Linked DNA regions of Mus musculus: region 2 is linked to region 1. Evidence: chromatin loops called from intact Hi-C (ENCODE). Cell type or tissue: left cerebral cortex. All regions are shown on one strand.

Region 1 (5,000 bases):
TGTATGTATATACATATATGATGTATATATGTATGTGTGTATTGTATTATATGTGTATACATACATGATGTATATGTGTATGTGTGAATATGTTTACATATATGTATACATATATGATGTATGATGTGTATTGTATGTGTATGTGTATACATATATAATGTATATGTGTGTGTATTATATATATAACATATATATTTGCATGTGTGCCAGTCTGCCAGTGGTCCTGAATGACACCTTCCCCATGTTTGCCTACATTATCTGCTCCTTCAGGATTATCCTGCATCCAATAAATAATCCCTAAGGAGTGTGATATACTTGTCAATCTCACCATATAGGATGACTGTGAAGGACCACCCCAATGTGACTATTACCAAAGTTGGCTGAGGTCCCACTGAGCCTCCATCTCCACCTCACTTCCTCCCTTGCACAGTCCTCCCTTCATTTCCTCCAGACAGACGTTGATCTAAAGACAACTGTTACTGGACCCTCAACATGCCCACCGCCAGCTCACAGTCAAATTCCCAGGGACTCCTCTTATCTAGAAATGCTTGATGAACTAGCTCCCCTCTCTAAGCCAACCTTCTGCCAGTCAGCCTTTATCTTGGGTATGTACTAGGCTCCCCGTGGGGTTCACTAAGGGACCAAGTCCCTGGAGTGCACATTAAGGGCAATGAAGTCTCATCTTCGTTCAGCTTCCAGTACTTCCTTATGTATCAAGCTGGCTTCATCTGTTTGATGCTCCTTTTAAGATATCTGGGACTCTGAAGTCTGTTTCTCCATACAAAGACTGCAAATGTCACATGACCTGACATTCCTCAGATGTTACTTTATTGGCAATTTATGGATGCTTTTGAAATAAACCATCCTGTGAATATGCAACAGAAATGCCTGGAACTTATAATGATTATCTTTCTTTTTAGATGTTTTGTTGTATTTAAATGTGAGTCTTTTATGAATGCATAGCATATGCCTGGGGTTTGGACTCACTATTTAGTCACAAGAGTTGCCATAGCTAAATCTTGCTTATTTCATAACCTGTTTTTTGTCAGCCACATGGCAAGAATTTATTGTAAGAGGGTATCAGGTTGGATTTTAATGGTACAACATGGAGAAAGCAAAGACACCATCTGTGACATATGGCACACATACATGTCTGATATGAACAACTCACTGTGTGAAGGCTGGTGGTCAGATGTTCTCTTCTCTCCTTGGGCACAGAAGAAGATCAAAGCAGTATGTGGGAGATTCAGAAATTACAGTCAGGAAGACATCAAGGACAAAGATGACTGCACTTACACCATAGACGTCGATGCTCTTGCAGAGGAGAGTCTGAAACGAACCATTTCTTCTTGAGTTTCAAAACTGAAAGTAAGTGTTGATGTTTGTGAAGAACGAGTGTTCATTATTGAGAAAGGGCATTTCTGGCATTTCCAAACACAATTACTCATTGTTTTGAAGAGCTTTGTTAAGAATTTGTTGAACTACTATTTTATTTTATGCTAGAATAGGAAACAAATTTTCAGAACTTTAAAGTTCTAAATGCAGAAAAACTTAAACAGTGAAAGATTATGAGTTTCAGCTTATCATAGACCACATAACAGGAAATAATAAACAAATTATAAATAACAAATAAAATTTAGAACAGAAATGGTGAAAATTGTGATATCCATTGCAAAATTTGTGGGAGGAATAAAATGTAGAAATTTTATATTCATGCTATATACATTAATTTGGTATTCTTTTTAAATATACTGTCATGATATATGTAAATGTAATAAAAACCATACAAAAAGAAAAAGGAAAGAATGAAAAATATTGCTATAAAAATTAAATACACAAAGCAGGATAAAAATAAGTATGAAATAAGATACATATCAAATAAGGACCCCTGACAGGAGACAGATCATCATAATGAATGATTATGAAGAATTCTGGAAATTAATTTTATGATTTTGCTTCATGAGTGTGCCTGTTTTTTCTACATTTTCACTCTGGATTTTTACATTTTTTAAATTGTATTTACATTATGGGTATGAGAGTTTTGCCCGAAGTGTATGAGTATATTACACCTGCAGAAGACAGGGGTATCTTACCCCATGGAATTGGAGTTACAGGTGGTTGTGAGCTGCCGTGTGGATGCTGAGAACTGAACACAGATCCTCTGCAAGAGGAACAAGTGCTCTCAAGTGCTGAGCCACCTCTCCAGTCCCGTTTTCATCCTTAAGACATCCTTAAGACATGAAAAGTGATGTCTTAGTCTCTTGGTGTTTATCACGATCCATGAGGATGGATTCATCTGTCACATACTGAGATTTTTAAGTTTTCAGCTCTTAAAAATAATTCCATTCAATATTTCCGTCGTTACAATCACACGCTAATATTCCGGAACATTGATATCACTATTGAAGTAATGGTTGTATACATCTTGTATCAAATTAGGCTAAGCAACTTTGAAAATAAGTTCGGCAAAAACAAACCAAGGAGTGACCTTCCTGTGGCCACCCTGCAAGATTGCAAACTGTGCCGATGATTCTATTTGATTCCATTGCTCTAAGCTAGAACAGTACACCAGCTCTGTATTCAAGTGACGTCCGTTCTTCTGTGTCACAGAGACTTTTAACAATTTCCCCCAAAGACAAGTTTCAGACTCAGCGCTACACTTCCTTGAAACTTTGATCAATTGTACCCATTTGGGTGTGTGCTATGTTACTTGGGAATTTTTTCACATTTAAGGGTTAATTTTTATGACTAAACTGAACCGAGTAGAACAGAAAGCAGACTGATGTTGGAGCGCCCTCTGCTGTTTGATGGAAGTTGAGCTACTATTCAAATGCAGATCCCACACAATAGGCAGTACCGAAGCACAAAAAAACACTAACACCAGGTCGTGGTGGGTTGCCAGAAACTTCTGTATCTTACACATTCCCATTGAGAGTGCATCATACGATTGCTTGGTTTTATATAGGGAGGCTGGTTTTCCCGAAGCTCTTTACCAAAAGAATAGAAATCTATGCTTGTTTTCTCTAGCTCCTAATGTTTTAAAAGTTCCTAGCTAAGTGATGTTGCCCAGAAGAAAATGTCTCTGTGAATATCGGCCACTGATTCTTTAACACCAAGAGGATTTTAGATCTTGAGAAGAGAAAGAGAATTCAATTCTTTCAGAGCATCCTTCCTCCTGTGAAACATTTGGTAAATTCCGTGTAGCCAGGGTCTTAGCTGAGTACAGGAGGCTAAACTTTGCTAGTTTCCTTTCTGAGAAAATGAGACAATGAAAGAAATGTAGGAAGAAACCTACGTTGAAATGTGTGAAACAAATGCTTATTAATTTCGTGCATTTTAAATACATTCATTTAGACGAAGGGAGAGTTCCTGATTGAAAAAAAAGATGCTGTACACATTTGTTCACCAAATGCAAGCTACCAGATTAAATTTCAAGACTAAATATTTTTTTAATCAGCTGCATGAATATTTCTTTTTAAATGTATGCCACTTGCTACACCATAAAAGAGAGTTCAACTAAGTACAAAAACAAAACAAAAATACAAACCCAAAAAAAAAATGGGACTATCATGGCATTCTACTCACGTTTTCATTCTGTCGACATATAAGCCGGCTTCAGGTGGGAATCCATATGAATTCTTGGCTTCTGGAATATATCTTTGTATAACGGAGGAAGTTAATCTTCCATGTAGCATGAAGGCCTACATAACCCTTTCCTGCCACAGTCTATTGACAGGCTAGCAAAGTTTAGCCAAGGAAGAGAGTCAGGGTACCATTCACAAGACCTTCCAATTCTTTCTTTTAGTGACATAGTTATTTTAGTTTCATTAAGGAGGCCCGTGGTAGGATGGAAGCCATAAATATGCTTGTTTCTGTGCACATTAAAGTATCTTTTTCTTATTTCAGTTTCTTAGACAACAGGAAGTAGACAGATAAATATCCCTAAGTAGGGACATTATGACATCTGGGTCATAAAAAGCTTTCCTTTTTTGTTCTTCCTTTTATTGAAAATAGGGGTTTTTTTTCTCATATAGCAAATCCTGACATTGGTTTCCCCTCCCTCTCTACTCCTCCTAGTTCCTTCTAGATCAATCTCTTTCTGTCTCTCACTCAAAAGCAAGCAGCCTTTTAAGGGATAATAATAAAATATAATAATACAAAACAAAAACTAACACATCAGAATAGAACAAAACAAACAAACAAACAGACGAAAAAGAGCCCAAGAAAAGGCACAAGAATTATACAGAGACACAGAAACCAACTTGTTCACATAGTAAGGAATCTGATAAAAACACTAAACCATAATAGAGAGATACATAGACAGACAGACAGACAGACAGACAGACAGACAGACGGATGGATGGATCATAGCATCATAGAGATAGAAAGATAGATAGATAGATAGATAGATAGATAGATAGATAGATAGATAGATAGATAGATAGATAGATAGATAGAGAAATTAATATGAATATCTATATATAGGGATATATAAAGGACTTGTGAGGTAAAAAGAGAGACAATACATACATAATAAAAATTAAAATAAGATAAAATTGAAGAAAAAATGCCCTGACATCATTATGAGACAAAAAACTTCCAAAGATGCTGAGTTTGTTTTGCCTCAGCCATCTGCGGTTGCACATGGCACCTACCCTTCAAGAGTAGCTTGTTTCCCCAGTGAGACTCCCTTGGAGAAAAAGTAAAGCTTCATTTGCAGATAGTTCTCCATTGGAGGTAGCTTCTGGGTTAGAGATGGGGCATGTGTCCTCTTCTCCTTTCAGTTCTAGGACGCCCACCATCTGTGATCCATCAAAAACCTGAGAAATACCTTTGCATGCTACCACAGTCATTGTGGGTCCTTTTGTATACCGAAGGCCTTGTTTCCTTGATGTCCTCCATTCCCTCTGGCTCTTACACTCTTCTGTCTCCTCTTCCACAGGGTTCCCTGAGCCCCGAGAGGAGAGATTTGATGGAGACATCCCGCTTCCGGCTGACTC
Region 2 (5,000 bases), 1.7 Mb before region 1:
AATCAGACTACATATCTCTGACTGCAGTTTAGACATGGTAGAAGTTCCTGCAGAGTGCATAAGCCAGTTGGACTCTTGGAATAGCAGCTAAAAATATGAGTGGCCCCCAAATGATCCAAAGGACTGCTATACTTTAACAAATGACATTCTTTACAGTGTGTGTGTGTGGGGGGGGGAGCAAATATAAAGTCTTTGTTTAAAAAAAAATTACCCAGGTGGAGAGACCGGATGGAATGATAGAGTTAACTTGAAGAGGATGGCTTTTGGAAAACCAGGGTTTGGTGCTTTTGAAACTACAGATGGTAATCACTGAAATAAATGAACCGGTTAGTATTCCAGGCTTGCCGTGGTTGGCTCCACGGAGAGACGGCTGTTACAATTCATTTCCAATGTCATTTGTGGTAATAGAATAATGTTGCACGAGTTTATCCAACTTCCTCATGTATGTGTTGTCAATTCCAAGATGTCCTGTAAGGCAGAGGCAGGAAGTCCAAGATCTGGCTTTTCAACCTTTCGGCCCCCCTCCTCCCTCTAAGTATCCTTCCCTGGTCTGTTCGTTCTCTCTCTCTCTCTCTCTCTCTCTCTCTCTCTCTCTCTCTCTCTCTCTCTTTCTCCTGCTCCCCCCCGACCGACCCCACTCCTGTGCGTTCTCTCTCTCTCTCTCTCTCTCTCTCTCTCTCTCTCTCTCTCTCTCTCTCTCTCTTCTCTCAACACAACACCCATTCCTTTTGCTTTTCTCCCATGACTCACAAACCGCAGTCAGTTTCCAAACCCCTGGCCTTCTGCTCCTGGGCTCTTCCTCACAGGGCAATTCAGAGTTAGGGGGTTCCCTAAGGAAGTTACGGAGACTGCAATAGTGGAGTCCCCTGTGAATAAGGAGTAAAGGAGTCAGCTGCGTCCTACGGAAGGGGCAGGCGGGATTCCACAGAGGTAGGAAGAGTAGAATTTAGCGGAAGTCAGGAAGTCATGCTAAGTTAGAAACATGAACTGTATACTAAGGGTGAGTTGGGCTGCCGTAAAGAGAAGGAAATTGAAGCACGATTTGAAACGGTGGATGTGTGAGCATTGTGTGTGTGTGTGTGTTTCTGTGTGTGCACGTGCACATACGCACCCGTGTTCCTACCTATGTGCAAGCACACACAAGCACTGCATAGCATGAGTTATCTTCATCAGGAGTCAGCTTTATGTGAGATCTCTTGGAGAGACATCTCTATCTCCGAGGGCAGATCTTCACTTCAGAAGCGAGTTGAGCCTCCCAAGAAAACAACTTCTCCTTTGCAGTAATCCCTTTCCAAATCAATGGTTTGTCCTCAGGAATCAATTCCTCAAGTGGAGTGCTTATTTCCTTAAATGTTTATTCCTGAGGTTGACTGAGAACTGGACACTAACATGGAGGTTCAGGACTTTCTGTTTCACTGGCTTTGGTTTAGCATCTTGGGTGACACCAGTGTCCTAACTCAAGAAACGGCCTGTGATCACTGCAGGCTTAGTGTCTCTGGATGTGTTTTCCATGAGGGAAGGTCGGCTGGTGTGTTCCTAGCACACTCTTACCTTCCCGAGTCTACCTTGCCTTCTCTCACCCCATGCCATGGAGTCTTCTGTGGGGGATGATTATCCTCCGGTGCTAATTTATCATCATGTTTAACAACTTTCAGTTTATGCCTTTATTTTTATTTTTTACAACATCAGTGTATGGATGAGTCTGGGTAGATGGTAACTTAAGCTACATATGGATGATGATAACGCTACCAATGTATTGAGAAGTCCGATGAGATGATAATTTGATCAATGTATTGATGAAAATGATTATGTAATAACTGGAAGCAAGGATTGTGAATTACTTTTTATTGAGTAAGAACATCTTTTAAAATTCCTTTAACATTGATTATTTTTATATTTTCTTAATAGTGAAAAATAGTTTCATGGCCATATCCAAACAAAGTATATATTTAAAATCCCAGAAAACAGGTTTTTTTTTTCTAGGAATGTTGCTTCCATTTATAATAAAGCTTTAGGAGGGCACGGCCGAAGTAAGGAGAATGCTTTAAAGATAACTGGACATGCTGGTGTTTCTGTGGTCTGTTTGACATTTTCATGAAACTCCTCAGACCTTCCCCTCTCCTCCCAAAGGAGACTGCCACTGTGTGCCCTGGTGTTCTATCTGTGTGCTGTGCATTGGCTGAGTGATGTCAAAGCTAGTCATCACGGGCTGCCTTCTTAAGGAACACTCCTTTTGTGGAATACATATTTTGTCAACTACAGGCATTTGTAGAGTTCTACCACTGAAGATGTTATACAAGAGCAACAAGACAGCAGAACATGTGAAAACAAGAATAGTACTTGGGCATGTGTGTGCACTTGCATGTGAGCATGCACACGTCCATGTATGTATGTATGCATGCATGTACGTATGCCCCTTTGCTCAAATGGCTTTTCCCAGAGTGTCATATGCTCTACCTGAGGCTTGGTTGCCTGCTCTTGAATCTATGTGCATCTTGATTTTACTTTTTGGAAGTAGCTGTTGCGCTCTCATGAAACGGTATCTTTTCAGAGTCACTCGGATTGTAAGCTTACTTTTGAGCTTTGTGTTTCTGTTCTGTTGAACCTCCAGAGACCGCTTTAGATATGTGTGTAGGTGGTGCTCGAAGAAACTCTAGGAAGCTGGAAGTCTGTCAAGGAAATTACGGAGGGAATTAACATCATCCTAGCAAGGCAGAAAGAAAGAACTGCCTTTTCTTCCTCTGAACCGCATCGCTGGTGTGAGAAGTGATAAGACGATTGGATCCTAGTGCCCAGCCGCCAGCACTCCTGCCTTAGTAAAGTGGCTTAAGTAGAGAGGCAGCTCTGATGACCAAGTGGGTCCCCTTCCATGTATATAATATGAAAGAGCTTGTGTTTGGGGTATCCAGAAGCTCCTTCCACCTCCACCCATGGGGTGAGAGAGAACTGCCACATGGTGGCGCTATTGTGATGCCTACGCTTCTGAAAATATCCGTTCTGAAACATCTTAAACTGAATTTATGGCAATGGTGACATGGGAGTTTTCTCTAAGAATGAAAGATTATTGTTATATATAACTTCCAACTAATAGATATTGGGTAGGGCATCTCATTGTCTCCTGTTGACAATGCTTTTCTTTTTCTTAAACTTCATCTGTGAGAAGATGAAATCTGGATTTTTTTTAAATCAGTTCAGTCTCGTTAGCAGATGGAATTTTTCTTTTGATACGAATTATCATATTTATGTGTGTATGTGTGTGATGTGTGTGATAGAGAGTGAATATCACTTGCCTGAGGTTAAAAATAGTAGTTAAAGCTACAGCTACTTTGAAGCTGTAGTAACAGATGGCTATGAGATACCCAAAGTGGGTGCTGGGAACTGAACTCAGGTCCTCTGCAAGAGCAGCAAGGGTTTCCAACCACTGAACGGTCTTTCTAGCCTCAGGGGATTTCTTAACACGACTTTGAATCTATAAGGAATGCCCGTTCCAGTTCTCAATCGATTATAATGTCGTATGTGCTGTCCTTTCTCTTTTAGGTTCTTACAACTAAAACGACCCCTCAAACATGCCCCTCCGTGTTTACATTGGGCTCATACATGCTACCTCAAAACTGTATGTATCCACTTAAAATAATACGATAGCACATCCATGAACAGGATTGCTTTGCACTTTTAAAGATATCAACTAGAAAAAAAAAAGGATAAATCTTAGCATGCGTCTGTTTTGAGGTGTTCAGTTGCTCAGTAAGAACAATGAGCAGTTTATCACCACCAGCGAGTCACTTGCACATTCCAGCAGCTGTTGAGACTGTTGGATGTTTGTGGATTTCACAGCCCATCCCTAGAAGGCTTGAGCTCATCTGAAGCCTTTGGGCTAAAATAGGAAATGAGAACACTCGTGAAAACCCAGATTTGAGCAAGAGGAGTAGAATATTGCCAATGGTTATATTCAGAGAACTGAAGACCATGGTGGTGGGTTGCCTTTCAATCTCTCTTTATTTTCCTACAGACTGCTTGGGTCTAGAGGGGTCAGACTAGAAGAAATCACTGTAGCAAGGCTTGAGACCACCGTGCATCAGGAGACAGGGTGTCAGGGTTGACTCTATTTTCTTTGAGAGAAGCGAAGGGCATTTGCCTTGTATTTTCTTGAACTTCATTTGCCTGTTGGGGGGGTGCTTTATGTATTGCTAACTGGAAACCTGATTGTAGGTGAAAAGCAACTTTCCCCATTACAACCAGTAGCTATAAAACTTAGAACTAAAATATATTTTTCTTCTAAGAGGTACTTCTCCCTGACCACCTTAGCAAAATGCCTGGAATTGGTCAATTGTATAAATAAAATGATGGCTTGTGGGTTGTGTGTGTGTGTGTGTGTGTGTGTGTGTGTGTTTTCTCTTTTAAAATGTTTTTTATGTAAATAGAATTACACAATTCCCTCTCCCTTTCCTGTCCGGATCCTCCCAGCTACACTCTCCGCAGAACCCTCCCAGGCCCCCACTGCTCCCAGATTGATAACCTCTTTATTTCTCCTCACTGCTACAAAGTAAGAGGCTTTTGTTCAAGATTCCATAGATTTTTTTTCTTATATTGTGAAGCCATCTAATCTGAGGCTATATTTTTACAATCAAACATATCATATTTTCTTCTTCTATGAACAAACTTGCTAAAAATCCAAATAGTAATGTTTGGAAGAAGGTGCGCAACTCTGTCAGGCATGGAGTTTTATACTGTATTAAATGTGGTGTGTGCTAAACTCCACGAGTTAGGCGTGGCATAGCGGTAACATCTGGGGATCACAAGTCCATCACTAACATCACACTTCCAAAAATTCAGGTTATAATTGATTTTAAAAAACGAAAATGAGGGATCTGTGTTACCCTCGAGGATATGTGCACATTTTTCACTGAAAACAACCGTGATGATCTTTATATTTAAATTGTAGCAGTTTTGTAGCTAGAGCAAATATTAAATGTGGCCACTGGGTTTAATACCATTCTTCA

The links. A loop is a pair of places that touch in the nucleus more often than their neighbours do. Peaks named below come from ENCODE experiments on the same cell type or tissue, not always from the same donor. Only the 100,000 strongest peaks of a DNase experiment are listed, where the experiment ranks them.
Region 2: it touches region 1 in a loop (4-fold over the local background); 5 of 42 quality-filtered maps call a loop at or near these places.

Annotation. Positions count from the first base shown.
Region 1 is chr10:74,845,759-74,850,758 of GRCm38, forward strand. No RefSeq gene overlaps it. Among named protein-coding and RNA genes, the nearest start is that of Gnaz, 120 kb to the right of the region's middle. In left cerebral cortex, a CTCF peak has its summit at 2,786 (motif pointing left); a DNase peak (open chromatin) is centred at 2,791; H3K4me3 peaks cover 315 bases.
Region 2 is chr10:73,100,932-73,105,931 of GRCm38, forward strand. It overlaps a transcript of Pcdh15 not described here. Among named protein-coding and RNA genes, the nearest start is that of A330049N07Rik, 17 kb to the left of the region's middle. In left cerebral cortex, a CTCF peak has its summit at 2,942 (motif pointing right); DNase peaks (open chromatin) are centred at 955, 2,230, 2,692, 2,915 and 1 more place; H3K4me3 peaks cover 1,367 bases; H3K27ac peaks cover 545 bases.